Regions from separate parts of the Homo sapiens genome. Here region 1 is linked to region 2. A link is an interaction called in ENCODE POLR2A ChIA-PET data of the cell type or tissue named here. Cell type or tissue: Caco-2. All regions are shown on one strand. Each heading gives the region's core, and the rest is flanking DNA. Links, peaks and the distances in the headings are about the cores only.

Region 1 (10,654 bases), core at 1,183-9,182, 120 kb after region 2:
TCATGGCAATAGTGGGCAGAAGATACAGAGATTTCCCATATACCCCCTTGACTCCCGACAGGTACAGCCTCCCCCATTATCAATATCCCCCACCAGAGTGGTATATTTGTTGCAATTGATGAACCTGCATCAACACATCATCATCACCCAGAGTCCACAGTTTACGTTAGGGTTTACTCTTGGTGTTATATATTTTGTGAGTTTGGACAAATGTATGATTATGTATGTCCAGCATCATAGTATTATACAGAGTATTTTTTCTTTTTCGTTGTTTTGTTTTGTTTATTTGAGACAGGGTCTCGCTCTGTTGCTCAGGCTGGAGTGCAGTGGTGCAATCATGGCTCACTGCAACCTCTGCCTCCTGGGCTTAGGTGGTCCTCCCAGCTCAGCCTCCCAAGTAGCTGGGACCACAGGCGCACATCACCATGCCCCACTAATTTTTCTGTTTTTTGTAGAGACGGGGTCTCGCCATGTTTCCCAAGCTGGTCTCACACTCCTGGGCTCAAGTAATGCTCCCACCTCAGCCTTCCAAAGTGGTGGGATTACAGGCATGAGCGAGTGTGCCCAGCCCAGAGTATTTTCACTGCCCTAAAGATCCCCTGTGGTCCAGCTGTTCATCCCTCCCTCCCGGCTAGCCCCTGGCAGCCAGTGATCTTCTTACTATCTCCACAGTTTTGCTCTTTCAAGAGTGTCACATAGAGTAGTTGGAATCGTACAGCACGTAGCCTCTTCAGATTGGCTTCCTTCACTTGATAGTATGCATTTAAGTTTCCTTCATGTCTTTTCATGGCTTGAGAGCTCATTTCTACTTAGTGCTAGTCCACTGTCTGGCTATACCACAGTTGTTTATTTATCCATTCACCTACTGAAGGACATCTTGGTTGCTTCCAAGCTTTGGCAATTATGAATAAAGCTGCTATAAACATCTGTGTGCAGATTTTTGTGTAGGCATAAGTTTTCCAGTCGTTTGGGTAAACACCAAGGAGTGTAACAAAACTCTTTATATGAGGTTTTATGCTTACAGTGGCAATTTCTGACCTGGACTTATGCTGAACTGCTGAACACTTCAAATACTTTTTTATTTTTTGAGACTTGAGTCTCGCTCTGCCGCCCAGGCTGGAGTGCAATGGCACGATCTCGGCTCACTGCAGTCACTGCCTCCCAGGTTCAAGCGATTCTCCTGCCTCAGCCTCCCGAGTAGCTAGGGCTACAGATGCACACCACCACGCCCACCTAATTTTTGTATTTTTAGTAGAGACGGGATTTTGCCATGTTGGCCAAGCTGGTCTCGAACTCCTGACCTCAGGTGATCCACCCGCCTCAGCCTCCCAAAGTGCTGAGATTACAGGCTTGAGCCACCGCACCCGACCAACTTCAAATGCTTGATAGCTACCATCAAGGGGAAGTTGTGTTAGCACAAGTTAACGTTTAACATTTTTTATCATCCATTTACAATTTTGCAACAGTTGATATTATATTTAAAGAACCTGGTAGCCAGGCATGGTGGCACGTGCCTGTAATCCCAGCTACTCAGGAAGCTGAGGCAGGAGAATCACTTGAACCCAGGAGGCAGAGGCTGCAGTGAGCCGAGATAGTACCACTGCACTTTGGCCTGGTCGACAGAGTGAGACCCTGTCCGGAAAAAACAAAAAAAACAAAAAACAAAAAAACTAAGAATCTGACAGCTCTTTCTTTTGTGGACAAGTGGAATGTTTACATTTCTTATGTAATGTGAATGGATTTTGAATCTGAACTATCTTTTCCTATTAGACATTTCAAAACAATGATGAAGGTCTAATTTGCAGAGGTACCTGCATTATGAGAGCAGCCGTGCTGCAGTTGGCTTGGGCACCATAAAATTACACACCAGCAGGCTGGGCGCGGTGGCTCACACCTGTAATCCCAGCACTTTGGGAGGCCAAGGTGGGTGGATCACCTGAGGTTGGGAGTTCGAGACCAGCCTGACCAACACAGAGAAACCCTGTCTCTACTAAAAAAATACAAAAATTAGCTGGGCGTGGTGGCGCATGCCTGTAATCCCAGCTACTTGGGAGGCTGAGGCAGGAGAATTGCTTGAACCCAGTAGTGGAGGTTGCGGTGAGCCGAGATTGCACCATTGTACTCCAGCCTGGGCAAGAAGAGCGAAACTCCGTCTCAAAAAAAAAAAAAAAAAAAAATTACGTACCAGCCACAAAAAGACAGAGGTTTCTGATCTGTGTGGTGATGGTGTTTCAGGGCATGGTGTGGAGGTATCGCCCTACCAGGCCACCTCTTCCCATCCCTATCTGTTGGCTACACCTTGATCTGCCCTGAGCCTTTGGGAACCTGGAAGAACCTTCTGCCCCCGGCAGTTCTGTGGACCCTTGTCCATGATGAGAAGGGGCACTGAAATAGTGTCTAATGGCAGAGCCCTCCTTGGCCAGTTGGTCACTCGTGCTCACCACCTGTGGGGAGTGTGGGAGACACAGCCAGAGTCTACCACACTGGGTGCCCTCTTGAAACATCTAGAGTTGACTATTCCAGGGCCCCTGCCCTGCCACCCTGAGAACAGAGGGAATTGCCATCTCAGGGCTCCCTTAAGGACATGTTGGTTTTTTTGTTTTTCTTTTTTCTTTTTCTTTTCTTTTTTTTTTTTTTGAGATAGGATCTCACTCTGTCTCCCAGGCTGGAGTGCAGTGGTGCAATCCTGCAGCCTCAACCTCCCAAGCTCAAGTGATCCTCCCACCTCAGCCTCCCAAATAGCTGGGACCAAAGGTACGTGCCACTACACCCAGTTAATGTGTGTATTTTTTGTAGAGATAGGGTCTCACTATATGTATTAGTCCGCTTTCATGCTGCTGATAAAGAGATACCAGAGACTGAGCAAGCTACAAAAGAAAGAGGTTTAATTGGACTTACAGTTCCACGTGGCTGGGGAAGCCTCACAAGCATGGAGGAAGGCAAGGAGGAGCAAGTCACATCTTATGTGGATGGCAGCAGGCAAAGAGAGGTGCACATATGCAGGGAAACTCCCCTTTTTACAGCCATCAGATCTTGTGAGACTTATTCACTATCACGAGAACAGCATGGGAAAGACCTACCCCCATGATTTAGTTACCTCCCACGTCGGAATTCAAGATGAGATTTGGGTGGGGACACAGCCAAACCATATCACTATGTTGCCCAGGCTGGTCTCGAACTCCTGGGCTCAAGCTATCCTCCCACCTGGGCCTCCCAAAGTGCTGGGATTACAGGTGTGAGCCACCACGCCTAGCCTGTCATTTTCTTTTTAATTTTCTTTTTTTTTTTTTTTTTGAGACGGAGTCTCTCTCTGTCACCCAGGCTGGAGCACAGTGGCGCGATGTCCGCTCACTGCAAGCTCCGCCTCCCAGGTTCACACCATTCTCCTGCCTCAGCCTCCTGAGTAGCTGGGACTACAGGCGCCTGCCACCACGCCCGGCTAATTTTTTTTTTGTATTTTTAGTAGAGACGGGGTTTCACTGTGTTAGCCAGGATGGTCTCGATCTCCTGACCTTGTGATCCGCCCGCCTCAGCCTCCCAAAGTGCTGGGATTACAGGCGTAATCCAGCGTCCGGTCTTTTGTTTGTTTGTTTGTTTTTTGTTTTTTGTTTTTTTTGCGATGGAGTCCCACTCTCTCGCCCAGGCTGGAGTGCAGTGGTGCAATCTCAGCTCACTGCAACCTCCACCTCCCGGGTTCAAGCAATTCTCATGCCTCAGCCTCCTGAGTAGCTGGGATTACAGGTGCCCGCCACCATATCCGGCTAATTCTTTGTATTTTTAGTAGAGACAGGGTTTCACCATGTTAGCCAGGCTGGTCTCCAACTCTTGACCTCAGATGATCCGCCCTCCTCGGCCTCCCAAAGTGTCAGGATTACAGGCGTGAGCGACCACGCTCGGCCGGGCCTGTCATTTTCTTACTATTACAGCTATCATTGGAATTATTGGACATCTGCTGATGCATGGCTGTGACCATTTTTTTTCTTTTTTGTAGAGACGGGGTCTCTGTTGCCTACCTGGAGTGCAGTGGCGTGATCATAGCTCACTGCACCTCGGCTTCTAGGACTCAAGTGACCCTCCCATTTCCAGCCTCCTGAGTAGCTGGGCCACCACAGGCGCACACCACCATGCCCGGCTAACTTTTTGTTAATTTTTTGTAGAGATGGGGTCTCACTATATTGCTCAGGCTGGTCTCAAACTCCTGGGCTCAAGCAATCCTCCTGCCTCGGCCTCCCAAAGCACTGGGTTTACAGGTATGAGCCACTGTGCCTGGCCAGAATATAAAGCTAAATTTCAAATATCTTTTAAAAACAAGAGGGAAAAAGAGACCAGGTGGGGTGGCTCATGCCTGTAATCCCAGCACTTTGGGAGGCTGAGGTAGGCAGATTCCTTGAACCCAGGAGATCGAGACCAGCCCGGGCAATATGGTGAGACTCTGTCTCTACTAAAATACATAATTGGCCAGGTGTGGTGGTTCATGCCTGTAGTCTCAGCTACTCAGGAGGCTGAGGTGGGAGGATCACTTGGTCCTGGGAAGTCGAGGCTGCAGTCAGCCGTGATTGCGCCACTGTACTCCAGCCTGGGCAATAGAGTTAGACCCAGCTTAGCTTCAAACTGTGTTTTAAAAACTTGTTTTCCTTTCCTCCTTTCTCCTCAGTCTCAAGACGTAGCTTTGAGACAAACTGCAGGTGTGTTTTCTTTGGTCTTACGAAACGTGCTTTCAAACGCCCTTCCCTTTCCAACATTATGCTCTCATGTGTCATGCACACTTATTTACCTGGATGCTTGCTAAACTCACACCATGCTCACTTATCTGGTTATAGATTTCCTTAGAAGTTTCCAGAGCTGAATTCTGACACGGACCAGATATCCCTGGAATTCTCTCCTCAGCAGGAGGTTACTTCAAGGCTGGAGTTCACTCTCAGCTAGAGATTGACTGCGATTGATTTGTGAGCTGCGTGGACTCATGATGGTGCTGGCCCCTTCAGCAGATGGAACAATAATTCAAAAGAAGCCATTGGAGCGAGACATGCCACCTGGTACCTCCTAGCCCCCCGTGCCTCTTCTGCAGTCCAAGCCCCTCTTCTTAAACCAGGGCCCCCTCTCCAGAAATTGGAAAATGGCAATTTTTGGAAAGGATTCTGGCCAGCCTTTCCTTGCTAGCAACGGATAATGAAATTTACTTTCTTTTTAACACACCTTGCTCTTATTTTGGCTTCTTTCTGCAAGTGGCAAGCAACCTGACCCTCTTTCGGTTACAAGTCTCAACGAAATGGAATGGGAATGATAGTAAGAAACAGGATTTCAGCACAAATATGGTCATGTGATTGTAGCACTCTTTTTTTTTTTTTTTTTTTTCTGAGACCGAGTCTCACTCTGTCACCCAGGCTGGAGAACAGTGGCATGATCTCAGCTCACTGCAACCTCCACCTCCCAGGTTCAAGTGATTCTCGTGCCTCAGCCTCCCGAGTAGGTGGGATTACAGGCACCCGCCAACATGTCCGGCTAATTTTTGTATTTTTAGTAGAGACGGGGTTTTGCCATGTTGGCCAGGCTGGTCTCAAACTTCTGACCTCAAGTGATTTGCCTGCCTCAGCTTCCCAAAGTGCTGGGATTACAAGCGTGAGCCACCGTGCCCGGCCTGTAGCACTCTTATATTTGACATTCAAGAAGGAAACAATTGCATTCCCAAACAGCTAAATATGCATGTCTAAAAACGGAAGTGTTTTTTTTGAACTGTCAAATTCTCTCCAAAGCCCATTCATCTCAGCATCCCAAAGCTGAAGCACACCTTCTGTGAGCTCTGTAAGAAAGTGGTAACCACAGGGCACCATTGCCAGCACAGCACAGCACGACTGCTTATAAAACGAAACTTCTGACGCTGGCTGCAGCGTCATTTTTTCACCATCCTCACGTGGGAGAGCAGTTGTCTGAGTGATCGCTAAGTCATGCTCACTAAATCAGTGCAGTAAGAATTGCACTGCTGACGCTGAGTCCAGTAAGAAGCAATTCTTACTGCTGGGGCTAGAGCAGGCATGGCAATGAACTCCAAGCTGGGGCCTCCATTTGTTTTCTTTTTCTTTTTTCTTTTCTTTTTTTCTTTTTTCTTTTTCTTTTTTTTTTTTTGAGACGGAGTCTCACTCTGTCTTGCCCAGGGTGGAGTGCAGTTGTGCGATCTCAGCTCACTGCAGCCTCCACCTCCCGGGTTCAAGCGAGTCTCCTGACTCAGCGTCCAGAGTAGCTGAGATTACAGGCATGCACCACCATGCCTGGTTAATTTTTTGTATTTAGTAGAGACGGGGTTTCACCATGTTGGTCAGATGGGTCTCAAACTCCTGACCTCAGGTGATCCACCCATCTCGTCCTCCCAGAGTGCTGGGATTACAGGCATGAGCTACTGCGCCCGGCTTCTCTATTTGTTTTCTAGCAAGCCAAAGTCTGAGTGGAAAAAACACAAACTGTCTTTTCTCTGGTCTCACACAACAATCAACACAGAAGACTTCCGTGACCCCAAAATATGTGGGGATTTCTCCCCACCAGCAATCAAGCAATCAGTTCTGCAGTGGACACCAACTGGGTGTCCTCCAATTCTATTCAATTCAATTCTGACACTCTCTACCTGGAGATAGCTTCAGATCCCACAGGTTGATGGCTCAGTCCCCAAGACTGCCCCCACCTTCAGATACCAATGGCAAGCCCCAGGTTGTGTCACCTGTGCTTCTGACCGACAAGCTATACATCGGGGTTCCCACCACCCCTTCCTTTGGTTCATTTAATTTGCTAGAGGGGGCCGGGCGCGGTGGCTCACACCTGTAATCCCAGCACTTTGGGGGGCCAAGGCGGGCAGATCACGAGGTCAGGAGATCGAGACCATCCTGGCCAACACGGTGAAACCCCGTCTCTACTAAAAATACAAAAAAATTAGCCGGGCGTGGTGGCAGGCACCTGTAGTCCCAGCTACTCCGGAGGCTGAAGCAGGAGAATAGCATGAACCCAGGAGGCGGAGCTTGCAGTGAGATGAGATTGCACCACTGCACTCCAGCCTGGGCGACACTCCGTCTCAAAAAAAAAAAAAAACTTGCTAGAGGGGCTCCCAGAACTCAGGGAAACACATTTACCAGTTTATTATCAAGGATATTACAAAGGATACAGATGAAGAGATACATAGGGCAAGGTATGGGGGAAGGGGTGCGGAGCTTCCATGCCCCCTCCAGGTGTACCACCCTCCAGGAACCTCCACGCGTGCAGATATTCAGAAGCTCCCAGAACTCAGTCATTTTGGGGTGTTTTGTTTTGCTTTGTTTTTTGAGATGCAGTTTCGCTTTTGTAGCCCAGGCTAGAGTGCAATGGCATGATCTCAGCTCACCGCAACCTCTGCCTCCCGGGTTCAAGCCATTCTCCTGCCTCAGCCCCCCAAGTAGCTGGAATTACAGGGATGCACCACAGGGATGCACCACCACGCCCAGCTAATTTTGTATTTTTAGTAGAGATGGGGTTTATCCATGTTGGTCAGGCTGGTCTTGAACTCCTGACCTCAGGTGATCCACCTGCCTCGGCCTCCCAAAGTGCTGGGATTACAGGCGTGAGCCACCATACCTGGCCAAGGCCCATTTTTATAAGTAGTGCACGATGTTCCAGCCAACATTGTAATGGCACATTGGGCTTGGATGTTGTGATGTTATGATATATTTATATTGGTTTTTGTTCACACTTCCTGGTTGATAAGTGCCATAGCCCTTGTTATTTCCTAAGTGACTAAAACAATAGGTATATATTTTAAAAGCATTTGGGCTGGGCGCAGTGGCTCATGCCTATAATACCAGCACTTTGGGAGGCCAAGGCGGGCAGATCACTTGAGGTCAGGAGTTCAAGACCAGCCTAGCCAACATGGTGAAACCCCGTCTCTATTAAAAATACAAAAAAAATAGCCAGATATGGTGGTAGGCGCCTGTAATGCCAGCTACTCTGGAGGCTGAGGCACGAGAATTGCTTGAACCCGGGAGGCAGAGGTTACAGTGAGCCAAGATCACACCACTGCACTCCAGCCTGGGAGACAGAGTGAGACTTCATCTTAAAAGAAATAAAAAATAAAAAATAAATAAATACATAAATAAATAACATTTGGCCTTTTGTCCTTAGTTCCTGAAGCAGCTTCAGAACAGCCTTCAGAGCCATAAAGGTGAAAGACATTCTCTTGTCATAACATTGGGGTGCTTTAGGCCTCAGAAAACAGAATCTCTCTCTCTCTGAGCTTCTCCTGCCCTCCTTTCACCTGCTCCTTTTTCTCTCCAAGGCAGCCTGTATATCTTAGTTCTTTTGCATTGCCGTAAAGGGATTCCTGAAGCTGGGTAGTTTATAAAGAAAAGAGGTTTATTTGGCTCACGGTTCTGTAGGCTATGCAAGAAGCATGGCTCCAGTATCTGCTTCTGGTGAGGCCTCAGGAAGCTTCTAATCGTGGCGGAAGGGGAAGGGGATATGGCATGTGCAGATCACATGGAGAGACAGGAAGCAAGAGAGAGAGAGCACTCATTACAGCGAGGACAACACCAAGCCATTCACGAGGGATCCACCCCCATGACCCAAACACCTCCCACCAGGCCCCACCTCCAATACTGGGGGCCACATTTCCACGTGAAATTTGGAGGGATTAAGTATCCAAACCATAGTACCTTAGAAACTAAAATATACTCTAATATTCTCCTGCCTTGAGCCAAATAAACCTCTTTTCTTTATAAATTACCTGTCTTGGAGCTGGCTATAAAGAAATTCTCTGGCCAGGTGAGGTGGCTCACCCCTGTAATCCCAGCACTTTGGGAGGCCGAGGTGGGTGGATCACAAGGTCAGGAGATTGAGACCATCCTGGCCAACATGGTGAAACCCCGTCCCTACTAAAATACAAAAAATTAGCTGGGCGTGGTGGTGCACACCTGTAGTCCCAGCTACTCAGGAGGCTGAGGCAGGGGAATTGCTTGAACTCAGGAGGCGGAGATTGCAGTGAGCCGAGATCGCACCACGGCTCTCCAGCCTGGTGACAGAGCAAGATTCTGTCTCAAAAAAGAAAAAAAAAAGAAATTATCTGGCCTATCTTGTGTGATTGTAGGTGTAAAAGTTGATCATACTTCAGCTGGGTGTGGTAGCTCATGCTTGTAATCCCAGCACTTTGAGAGGCTGAGGGATCACTCAAGGCCAGGAATTTGAGACCAGCCTGGGCAACAAGGTGAAACCCCACCTCTATAAAAAATACAAAAAAATAGCTGGGCATGGTGGCATGTGCCTGTAGTCCTAGATACTTGGGAGGCCAAGAATTGCTTGAGCTCAGGAGGTGGAGGCTGCAGTGAGCCATGATTGCACCACTGTCTTCCAGCCTGGGTAATAGAGCAAGACACACAGAAAGGGAAGGGAGGGGAGGGGAGGGGAGGGAAGGGAAGGGAAAAGGAAGGGGAAGGGAGCGGAGGGGAAGGGAAGGGAAGGGAAGGGAAAAGGAAGGGAAAGGAAAGGGAAAGGGAAAGGAAAGGAGAAAGGAAAGGAGAAAGGAAAGGAAAGGAGAAAGGAAAGGAAAGGAGAAAGGAAAGGAGTAAGGAAAGGAAAGGAGAAAGGAAAGGAAGGAAAAAGAGAGAAAGAAAAGAAAGGAAGGAAGAAAGAAAGAGAGAAAGAAAGAAAAGAAAAGAAAAGAAAGGAGAGAAGAAAAGATCATACGAATTGGGTCATTCTTGACATACCCAACTGAAACAGAGTCAGGAGGTCAGGGGGAAGCAGGCAGGGCACATAACATTGCTCCAAAAATGTAATTCTCTGCAAGCCTGGCTGCTGAAACTGCCTGCTATGACCTGAAACCAGTTTTTTGTTTTGTTTTTTGTTTCGTTTTGTTTTGAGATGGAGTTTCACTTTGTCGCCCAGGCTGGAGTGCAGTGGCCTGATCTCGGCTCACTGCAATCCCCACCTCCTGGGTTCAAGCTATTCTCCTGCCTCAGACTCCCGAGTAGCTGGGATTACAGGTGCCTGCCACCACGGCTGGCTAATTTTTGTACTTTTAGTAGTGACAGGGTTTCACCATGTTGGCCAGGATGGTCTCGAACCCCTGACCTTAAGTGATTCGCCCACCTCAGCCTCCCAAAGTGCTGAGATTACAGGTGTAAGCCACCATGCCTGGCCTTGAAACCAGTTTTATCTCATGGCTTCTGAAGCAAACTGCTGCAACTCTAAGACTAGTTCTACCCACTGCCAACACTCTCCAATCAGAGCTTGCTTGCCAGCTCTCTGAAACCTTACTAGTGCCAATGAGCTTCCTCAAAGAGCAATATGAAACATTTCCCCTTTCTATAAAACCTCTAACCTTCTCTTTGTTCTTCAGACATACCGAAGACCGGACAGTCTGCATATATGCTCTGAATTGCAATTCTTTCTTCCCAAATAAAACGTTTTAATTTCAGATTTATCTGTATATTTTATTTGACTTCAGCATAGGTTATAAGACCTCCATTTCAGAAGAGATCCCGCCCCATATCCGGGAGGAGGGAATGCCACACAGAGAGGCCAAGAAGAATCTGAACAGACAGGCCTTGCTAGGCTTAGATCATATCCTTTTTGTCCAATCACATTTCTTTTTTTTTTTTTTTTTTTTTGAGACGGAGTCTCGCTCTGTCGCCCAGGCTGGAGT
Region 2 (10,654 bases), core at 1,475-9,474:
TTCTGCCTACAAGTCCTGGGAACCGGAAGGGACGACTTTTGGGCTTTCAGTTTCTGCAGGTCATATCCTCCTACTAAAAGGCAACAAGTCTCACGGCTTGACTGAGGTTGGCATAGGGGTATCTTCTTTCTCTCATGGAAGAGACATTGTGATCTGAGATCTTTAGGATTTATATTTAATTTGCTCAAGAACTTTGGAAAAACCTTCCCTGCTCCCAAGCAGATGGCTACAGGCTGCCCAGGGAAAAGGTCGTCTGTATGGAAATACAAGAGAGGAAAGCACATTTGCATTCTTCTTAGTGTTTCTGCTGTTCCACATGGATTTTCTCGGTTACTGTCAGGACAACCTAGGAGGTAGTCACTACTGTTCTTTAATTTTTACAACTGGGAAGATTAAAGCACAGAAAGATCACATAGCCCATGCCTGTAGTGCCAGCTACTCAGGAGGCTGAGGTGGGAGGATGGCTTGAGCCCCGGAGGTGGAGATAGCAGTGACCCGAAATTGCGCCACTGCACTCCAGCCTGGGTAATAGAGCAAGATCTAGTCACAAAAAATAAAATAAAAAATAAAATAAAATAAAGGAAAAGAAAAGAAAAAGAAAAAAGAAATTGAAGATAACATCTTGATATATGTCCCTGAGTTGTTTTTCGGAACCTCGGGCCCCCATCACAAGGATCAGCTGGCATGTAAACCTCAGATAACGGGGAACTGAAGGTTGAACTCTGACCTCTGCTCTAAATTTCTTTTTGAGGGGCCCAGAGGAGGTCATGTCCACAAGCAAGAGTGAACATTCCTTTCTGTTGATCTCAAAGTTTTAGACAAAGCTTCACCTCCTTAACTAATCGTTAATCAGAAAATCTCTGAATCCTGGCTGGGCCCGGTGGCTCACGCCTATAATCCTAGCACTTTGGGAGGCCGAGGCGGGCAGATCACTTGAGGTCAGGAGTTCGAGACCAGCCTGGCCAACATGGTGAAACCTCCGTCTCTACTAAAAATACAAAAATTAGACAGGCATGATGGCGCGGACCTGTAATCCCAGCTGCTCGGGAGGTTGAGGCACGAGAATCACTTGAACCCGGGAGGCGGAGGTTGCAGTGAGCCGAGAACGTGCCACTGCACTCTAGCCTGGGCAACAGACGGAGACTCTGTATCAAAAAAAAAAAAAAAAAAAAAAAAAAGAAAATCTCTGAATCCACCTACGACCTGTGCCCCCACCCCCACAATCCCGGGACTTGAGGATGTCCTGCCTTGATTTATGACTTTGCCTGTAACCTCTACCTCTTTGCCTTTAAAAACCCTTACCTGTAAGTCATCATGGAGTTCCAGTCTCAAGCATTAGCTGGCCAATTCTCCTGGCTTGGTGTCCTGCAATAAATGTCTCACTTTCGCTGCTATCCCGATGTCAGTGTTTGGCTTTGCTGCTCCAGGCAAGTGGGCCCTAGTTTGGTTCACTAATGTGACCATGTAATCTGGTGCCAGTTTCCTCTTTAGACTGTAAATTGGATCTTCTCTCTCCAGTTCCCTGTCAAGGCTTTGGCCTAGACCCTCATCATTTCATTTCTGGATTCCTGCCCCAGTTTCTCAATCAGCCTTTTATTGCTAGTCATTGCTTCTGAGACATTTTTCCATAAATGCCAGGCTATTCCTTCTCAAACTCTACTTTCTTCATGTCGTCGCAATGGCCTTTGGCTCCATATCCCCTGCCGCAATGCTCCTGGATTTTTGTTTTTTATTTTTTATTTATCTTTTTAGTTTTTTGAGACGGAGTCTAGCTCTGTCTCCCAGGCTGGAGTGCAATGGCACCGTCTCGGCTCACTGCAACCTCCACCTCCCGGGTTCAAGTGATTCTCCTGCCTCAGCCTCCCAAGTAGCTGGGATTATAGGTGTGAGCCACTGTGCCCGGCCTATTCTGGACATTTTATATAAATGGAATCATACAATATATAATATGTGACCTTTGTATCCATAAACTTAACTAACAGGTCTTCAAGTTTCGCCAGTGTTATGGCATGTATCAATACTTCATTCCTTTTCACTGATGAATCATATTCTACTGTTTGGATATACCACATTTTGTTTATCCATTTGTCACTTGATGGTGTCAACCTAAAAGGAAGAAGCTGGGGCAAAATGAATATACGTAGAGAGTTTATTTGGGCCAAGCTTTAAAATTGTTATCTGAGAGCACAGATTCAGGTTGCCCTGAACATAACATTCTGCCTAGCAGCAGTTACAAGTGGATTTTTTTTTTTTTTTTGGAGACCAAGTTTTGCTCTGTTGCCCAGGCTGGAGTGCAGTGGCGTGATCTCAGCTCACTGCAACCTCCACCTCCCTCCCAGGTTCAAGAGATTCTCCTGACTCAGCCTCCTGAGTAGCTGCGATTACAGGCACACGCCACCATGCCCAGCTAACTTTTGTTTGTTTGTTTGTTTTTAACTTTTGTATTTTGAGTAGAGACGGGGTTTTGCCATGTTTGGCCAGGTTAGTCTGGAAGTCCTGGCCTCAAGTGATCCACCTGCCTAGGCTTCCCAAACTGCTGGGATTACATGCGTGAGCCACCGTGCCAGGCCTACAAGTGGATTTTTAAAGTAAAAATTTGTCTTTATATCACAAATCCCAGGTACATGAAGATAATAGGTGAGCCAGCTAGTCAGGAACAAAGTGACTTTAAACAATTGTCCCCAGGCATGCGGTGGGGGCTGGGGAGATGATGACTGAAGTCCCTATTCATGTCTCTCTGGGCCTGCTCTGAGCTATTTTTCTTTTCTCAGTAGACAATTGGGTTGTTTCCAATTTGGGGCTATTATGAATAATGCTGCTGTGAACACTCGTGTAGGAGTTTTATGCGTACATACGTCTCATTTCTCTTGGGTAGATACCTAGCGTGAAAGAAAAATGGAACTCCAACTCACTATGCCAAAGGGAAAGTTAAGCTTGGGAACTGAGTCATGCAAAAACTGCTTTCCTTTCATTCTCAAACAGATAGCTGTAATTTCACTTGCTTACTTTACCTTATGTAAAATGTAGATTTACTGAGCAGGGGAGGAATGCATAGTTGACTCCCTCCCCTTCCCCTTTCTTTTCACATGTAAAATGTAGATTCACAGTCTCATAAGAATGTAACCAGGTGCCTCATTGCCTACCCACCTTGTTTTTTTTTCTTCCCCTCCTGCTTGCCCTTTCCCCTTTATTTATTTTTTATTTATTTATTGTTATTATTATTTTTTGAGATGGAGTCTTCCTCTGTCGCCCTGGCTGGAGTGCAGTAGTGCAATCTTGGCTCACTGCAACTGCTGCCTCCCAGGTTCAAACAACTCTCGCACCTCAGCCTCCTGAGTAGCTAGAATTACAGGCGTGTACCACCATGACCGTCTAATTTTTGTATTTTTAGTAGAGATGGGGTATCACCATGTTGGCCAGGCTGGTCTTGAACTCCTGACCTCAAGTGATCTGCCAGCCTAGGCCTCCCAAAGTGCTGGGATTACAAGAGTGAGCCACCCACCACGCCTGGCCCTTTCCCCTTTATTTTTCATTTATTTTTATTTTTATTTATTTATTTATTTATTTTTTTGAGACAGGCTCTCATTCTGATGCCCAGGCTGGAATGCAGTGGCATGATCTTGGCTCACTGCAACCTCTACCACCTGTGCTCAGGTGATCCTCCCACCTCAGCCTCCTGAGCAGCTGGGACCACAGGCATGCATCACCACGCCCGGCTAATTTTTTTTTTTTTTTTTTTGGAGACAGAATCTCACTCTGTCACCCAGGCTAGAGTGCAGTGGCGCCATCTTGGCTCACTGCAACCTCCTCCCCCAGGTTCAAGCAACTCTCCTGCCTCAGCCTCCCAAGTAGCTGGGATTACAGGTGTCTGCACCACGCCCAGCTAATTTTTGTATTTTTAGTAGAGACAGGGTTTCACCATCTTGGCCAGGCTGATCTTGAACCCCTGATCTCATGATCCACCCTCCTCGGCCTCCCAAAGTGCTGGGATTACAGGCGTGAGCCACCATGCCCAGCCAATTTTTGTATTTTTAGTAGAGAGGAGGTTTTGCCAAGTTGCCCTGGCTGGTCTTGGACTCCTGGGCTCAAGCGATCCTCCTGCCTTGGCCTCCCAAAGTGCTGGGATTACAGGCCTGAGCCACCACACCCGGCTGTTCTTTCCCCTTTAAATACTGAAGTTCCCAAACCCTCTTTGGAAAAAGCACAGGACACAGATTCTACTGTGACTTGTGTTTTTTTTTCCCCCAGACATGTCCTCAACCTTGGCTAAATAAACCTCTAAATTCGTTGAAACCTGTCTCAGTCGTTTGTTGTTGTTGTTTTTGAGACAGAGTCTCATTCTGTCGCAGGCTGTAGTGCAGTAACACCATCGTGGCTCACTGCAGCCTCTGCCTCCCGGGCTCAAGGAATTCTGTTGCCTCAGCCTCACAAGTAGCTGGAATTACAGGTGTGAGCCACCACACCCGGCTAATTTTGTATTTTTAGTAGAGACGGGGTTTCGCCATGTTGCCCAGGCTGGTCTCAAACTCCTGGCCTCAAGTGATCCGCCGGCCTCAAGTGATCCGCCTGCCTCAGCCTCCCGAAGCGCTGGGATTACAGGCGTGAGCCACGAAGGCCTGCCATCAGTCAGTTTTTGATTTACACTAAAAGTGGAATTGCTGGGGCGTATGGTAACTCTATGTTTAACCTTTTGAGGAACCACCAAACTGTTTTTCTTTTTTTTTTTTTAGTATTTATTGATCATTCTTGGGTGTTTCTCGCAGAGGGGGATTTGGCAGGGTCATAGGACAATAGTGGAGGGAAGGTCAGCAGATAAACAAGTGAACAAGGGTCTCTGGTTTTCCTAGGAGTTTTTCAAAGCGGCTGCAACATTTAGCAATCCCTCCCACAATGCATGAGGGATCCAGTCTCTCCACGTCTTTGGCATGTGTATTTCTGCCTTTCTTCACAGGTGTGAACAACATCAAGCATCCCTGTGCTGAGCTCAGAAGCCCTGTCTACCATCCTGAGAATTACCTGGGACTGCTCTGAGATGTTGGGTGGCCCTGGACTAGGTCATCTTCCCCAGAGAGCCCTAGGGTGGGGAGGGTGGAAATGGCGTACTTATGGGTGTGATCATTGCTAAAGGAATTAATCAGGGCAGTCCCAGTGCTAAAACTAAAGGTCCAAGAAACTGAGCGATTAGAGATATTTAGGAGGAAGTAGCTGGGGTGGGGGCAGGGCCTGAGAGCAAGCCAGGTCCTGACTCAGCCTCTGAGCGCCTACTTGACTGTGATTGCGTCACCTACCCTCCCCAGCGCAGCTCTGATATGTTAAAAAAAAAAAAAAAAAAAAAAAAAAACACGCAGTGGTTCACTCCTGTAATCCCAGCACTTTGGGAGGCTGAGGCAGGTGGATCGGATCACCTGAGCTCGGGAGTTTGAGACCAGCCTGGCCAACGTGGTGAAACCCCGTCTCTACTAAAAATACAAAAATTAGCCGAGCGTGGTGATGGGCACCTGTAATCCCAGCTACTTGGGAGGCTGAGGCAGGAGAATCACTTGAACCCGGGAGGCGGAGGTTGCAGTGAGCCGAGATCTTGCCACCGCACTCCAGCCTGGGCGACAGAGCAAGACTCCGCCTCAAAAAAAAAAAGACGATTGTATCTACTCCCTCCTATTCCCATCCCCAGAAGGATGCTGTGAAGTTAAAATGAGCCTGCCAACAGCATCTGGTGCTAGTTGTGGGCAACTCATATATTCTCATGGTATTATCTCTGTCGTGTCCTTGGTGGGAACGGGAGGGCATGGTTGATGGGACAGGCGATGCCACAATCTTCTGGACTGATCCAGCAGTTTTGATTCTTAACAAAAGTAGCAGCCACGGCTTCCATCTCTGCTGCTCCCTCTCCACCCCCAGGCTGAAGGGACTAAAATAAACAGGAAGTTTCCATTTCACCCAGATCTCATGGAGCTGTGTGACTTTTGCTGTCGGGTATCTTATCTCTCTGGAAGGAACCTTTCAGCCTGAGGTGTGGCTACCTTTGTACTTGGTGCAATGCTTCATCTGTTTTTTTTGTTTGTTTTTTTTTTTTTTTTTTTGCCTAAATAACTTCCTGTCTAGAAGTGGTTATAGCTTCCCACCCCCACCCCACTTTTACAACACAGCAGGGACAGACAGGTGCTGAAATCAAAGGGTTAGAATTCATATCAAAGCCCAGCATCCAGGATCTTGTTGCAAATAGAGACTGAGCTGTGTGTGTGGGTAGAGGCCAACAGTTGTTACTCAGAAGCTCAGTTCCGGGGAACAGAAGGAGGGTGTTTTTGTTTTTGTTTTACCAGAGTGAGTGAAATCTTGGTCCCTTGAGATTTCCATGTAAAAATCTCAAAGCTTGTTTATTTGCCCCGTCCCTAATGGGCACCCTTTGGGGTAGGTCAGAGTAGAGACTGGTTTTCTTTGTCCCTGGGCTTGTCACCAAGTCCCAGCAAAGACTGAGCTAGGGCCACCATGTGTCCCTGGCCTGATGTTAGCCAAAAAGCAGAAGAGAGAAGGGGTGACTGGTGTACATAGGAATTTTTGTTTGGGGTTTTTTCTGCCGTGTTTTAAAGAACAGCAAATCCCTGAAATGGGTCCATGGGTCCATGTGAAACTATTCATTGAGAATGAACGGTTGTTCACCTCGGAGAGCCGTCACATCCTTCTCGGCCACCGCAGGTCACCCTCTCCTACCTCCTGGAATTGGATTCTTAGGCTGAGATGAGCCAATGGTGTAGGCTCATTTGTGGCTTTGGAATTAAGGCTTTTTTTTTTTTTTTTTTTTTTGAGACAGAGTTTCACTCTTGCCACCCAGGCTGGAGGTCAATGGCATGAGCTCAGCTCCCTCAACCTCCACCTCCCGGGTTCAAGCGATTCTCCTGCCTCAGCGTCCAGAGCAGCTGGGATTATAGGCGCGCTACCAAGCCCGGCTAATTTTTGTATTTTTAGTAGAGACGGGGTTTCACCATGTTCAGCAGGCTGGTCTTGAACTCCTGACTTCAGGTGATCCGCCTGCCTCGTCCTCCCAAAGTGCTGGGATTACAGGTGTGAGCCACTGCGCTCGGCTGGCTTTTTTTTTTTTTTTTTTTTGAGACGGAGTCTCGCTCTGTCGCCCAGGCTGGAGTGCAGTGGCGCGATCTCTGCTCACCGCAAGCTCAGCCTCCCGGGTTCACGCGGTTCTCCTGCCTCAGCCTCCCGAGTAGCTGGGACTACAGGCGCCCGCCACCACACCCGGCTAATTTTTGTATTTTTAGTAGAGACGGGGTTTCACTGTGTTAGCCAGGAAGGTCTCGATCTCCTGACCTCGTGATCCGCCCGCCTCGGCCTCCCAAAGTGCTGGGATTACAGGTGTGAGCCATGGCGCCCGGCTTTTTTTTTTTTTTAATAGAAAAACTAAACACTTCTTCATGGGCTGCTGCCCAAGTCTTTGCTAAATTTTGTTAAGCCCTTATGTTTATCGTGTCATCTCATCCAGACGTCAGTCATAAACATGCCCATCTGAACTCCTGATCCTCTCTTTTCCAGAAATGGGATGAGTCACCCAGTTCGTCAGCCTTCCTCTTTCAGAAGCCAGTGAGAGTGTGGCTAGAGGGGACTCTGCCCCGAGGGAACACCAGGCAGTGGCCTCTGACCCAGGCCTGCCCTGCAGTACTCAGCTTTCCAGAACAAAGAGTTCCAGTCCCAGTGGGGGACGGGGGCCTTTGTTCATGACTGGGAGAATCAAGAGAACTGCCTAAGAGGGCCCAGAAATTTCCCAGAGCTCTGAGCAAAGTGAGGAAGGGCATCCTTGCTCCAGATGAACCCACCAGGTCGCCCCTAAAGAAAAAAGGCCACGAGGCCAGGCCTGGTGGCTCAAGCCTGTAATTCCAGCTCTTTGGGAGGCAGAGGAGGGCGAATCACAAGGTCAGGAGTTTGAGACCAGCCTAGCCAACATGGTGAAACCCCGTCTCTACTAAAAATACAAAAAATTAGCTGGGCGTAGTGGCGGGCGCCTGTAATCCCAGCTACTCGGGAGGCTGAGGCAGAATTGCTTGAACTTGGGAGGTGGAGGTTGCAGTGAGCCGAGACCTCGCCACTACACTCCAGCCCGGGCAACAGAGTGAGACTCCGTCTCAAAAAAAAAAAACGGCCGGGCATGGTGGCTCACGCCTGTAATTCCAGCACTTCGGGAGGCCAGGGCGGGCAGATCACCTGAGGTCGGGAGTTCAAGACCAGCCTGACCAACATGGAGAAACCCTGTCTCTACTAAAAATACAAAAGTAGCCGGGCATGGTGGCAAATGCCTGTAATCCCAGCTACTGGGGAGGCTGAGGCAGGAGAATTGCTTGAACCTGGGAGGCGGAGGATGCGGTGAGCCGAGATCACGCCATTGCACTCCAGCCTGGGCAACAAGAGCGAAACTCCATCTCAAAAAAAAAAGAGAGAGAGAGAGAAAAGAGGCCACAAGGGATTCTGGCCTCGCCCCCAGGGCCATGTCCTGGGGAAACAGTCAGTTTGAGAAAGGGCTTGGAACTGGAGGGAGAAGGCCTCAGGAAAGCCCAATGTGCACCTTGTCTTTGCTCTGGGCTTGCCTCGGGTCAGCCCTCAAACCTCACCCAGGCCCAGGCAGGGACTGGGGGTGGTGAGAATCGAACCCTGAATGCACTCACACCGAGCCGCCCCTGAAGCTTCAGCATGAGGCCCACACAGGCCTCATTCCCGTGCAGCATCTGCCTGTTTCTCCCAGGAGCCCTGCCCACCCAGTTGGGCTGGTTGGTGGCCACTCCCTCCCCAAGGGCAGTTTCTCACAGACACTAGCATCCCTCACCTGGCACTGCCAACCCTCAGACTCCAGGGCATTGTCCGTAATGGTGATGGTTGGGAGATAGCTCTGGAAAATAACTGGAGTTTAAAAATAACTAGCCAGGGCCAGGCACAGTGGCTAATGCCTGTAATCCCAGCACTTTGGGGAGCCAAGGTGGGTGGGTCACCTAATGTCAGGAGTTTGAGACCAGCCTGGCCAACATGGTGAAACCCCATCTCTACTAAAAATACAAAAAAACTGGCTGGGCAAGGTGGCTCATGCCTGTAATGCCAGCACTTTGGGAGGCCAAGGCGGGAAGATCACGAGGTCAGGAGATCGAGACCATCCTGGCTAACACGGTGAAACCCCGCCTTTACTAAAAATACAAAAAATTAGCCGGGCATGGTGGCGGGCACCTATAGTCCCAGCTACTCAGGAGGCTGAGGCAGAAGAATGGCGTGAACCCATGAGGCGGAGCTTGCAGTGAGCTGAGATTGCGCACTGCACTCCAGCCTGGGCGACAGAGCGAGACTCCATCTCAAGAAAAAAAAAAAAAAATTAGCCAGGTACGGTGGTGCGCGCCTATAGTCCCAGCTATGAGGAGGCTGAGGCAAGAGAATCGCTTGAACCTGGGAGGCGGAGGTTGTAGTGAGCCGAGATCATGCCACTGCACTCCAGCCTGGGCAACAGAGTGAGACTGTCTCAAAATAAATAAATAAATAAAATAAAAAAATAACTAGCTAGTGCCACCCAACCCACCTCCCCAGCTCCCTGCCCAGCTGTGTAGCAAGGGGACAGAGCCTCATTTTCCAGAAAGTGAATTCATAGGCTAATGATGCCAACTCAAGTCAGAGGGTTCTGAGAAGGCTACTGAGAGCCTCTCAGCCATTTCTCTGCCATGAGGGCAGCACCGTCCCAACCCAGAGGGGGCACTGGGACCATGGCAGGTCTTGGCCTCTAAGGCTGATGTTCCTCAGAGATGATATGGGCAGATAATGGCTCTGCTGTCCAGAGATTGTCATGATGATCAAAGGAGATCATGTGAAGGAACTCTCAGGAGTTCAGGAATGTTCTGTAGCTTGATCTTGGTGTGGGTTACCTGGGTGTGTATGTGTGGTAAAATTCATTAGGGTCATCACTTAAAATTTATGCACTTTGTTATATGTAAATAATATCTCAATAAAGTCCACTTGGCATGAAAATGAGCAAAACGTGAGATAACACATATGCAAAGGCACTTTGTACCCTGTAAACCATTTGCTATCACGGATTTTTAAAAACTTAGTGAACTATGGCCAGACACAGTGGCCCATGTCTGTAATCCCAGCACTTTGGGAGGCCGAGGCAGGTGGATCACAAGGTCAGGAGTTTGAGACCAGTCTGGCCAACATGGTGAAACACCGTCTCTACTAAAAATACAAAAAATTAGCTGGGTGCGGTGGTGCACATCCATAGCCCCAGCTACTCAGGAGGCTGAGGCAGGAGAATCGCTTGAACCCAGGAGGCAGAGGTTGCATTGAGCTGAGATTGCGCCATTGCACTCCAGCCTGGGCAACAGAGCAAGACTCCGTCTCGAGAAAAAAATAAACAAACAAACAAAGAAACAAAACTTAGTGAACTATAACCACTATCCTGAGTTGTGGTATCTGGATTCATTTGGCCTGTTTTGGAATATGAATGGAATCATAAAGTACGGACTCCTACATTTGTTGGCCTTCTTGTGCAACATTACATGCATGAGGTTCCTCCATGTCTTCTCAAGAGCTTACTGATTCTTGTTGCTGTAGAGTATTCCACTGGGTGAATACACCATTTATTTCTCCATTCCCTATAGGTGGTAGGCATTTGGGTAGTTTT

What was found. ChIA-PET counts read pairs that join two places held together with the same protein. Peaks named below come from ENCODE experiments on the same cell type or tissue, not always from the same donor. Only the 100,000 strongest peaks of a DNase experiment are listed, where the experiment ranks them.
Region 1: POLR2A ChIA-PET joins it to region 2 with 5 read pairs; 4 of 35 experiments call an interaction of 5 or more read pairs at or near these places.

The regions. Positions count from the first base shown.
Region 1 is chrX:41,261,074-41,271,727 of GRCh38, reverse strand. No RefSeq gene overlaps it. Among named protein-coding and RNA genes, the nearest start is that of LINC02601, 9.3 kb to the left of the region's middle. In Caco-2, for the core only: no CTCF peak of the experiment used is centred there; no DNase peak of the experiment used is centred there.
Region 2 is chrX:41,378,826-41,389,479 of GRCh38, reverse strand. No RefSeq gene overlaps it. Among named protein-coding and RNA genes, the nearest start is that of DDX3X, 50 kb to the right of the region's middle. RefSeq lists enhancers at 3,460-3,977, 7,450-7,744. In Caco-2, for the core only: no CTCF peak of the experiment used is centred there; DNase peaks (open chromatin) are centred at 5,249, 5,989 and 7,619; H3K4me3 peaks cover 171 bases.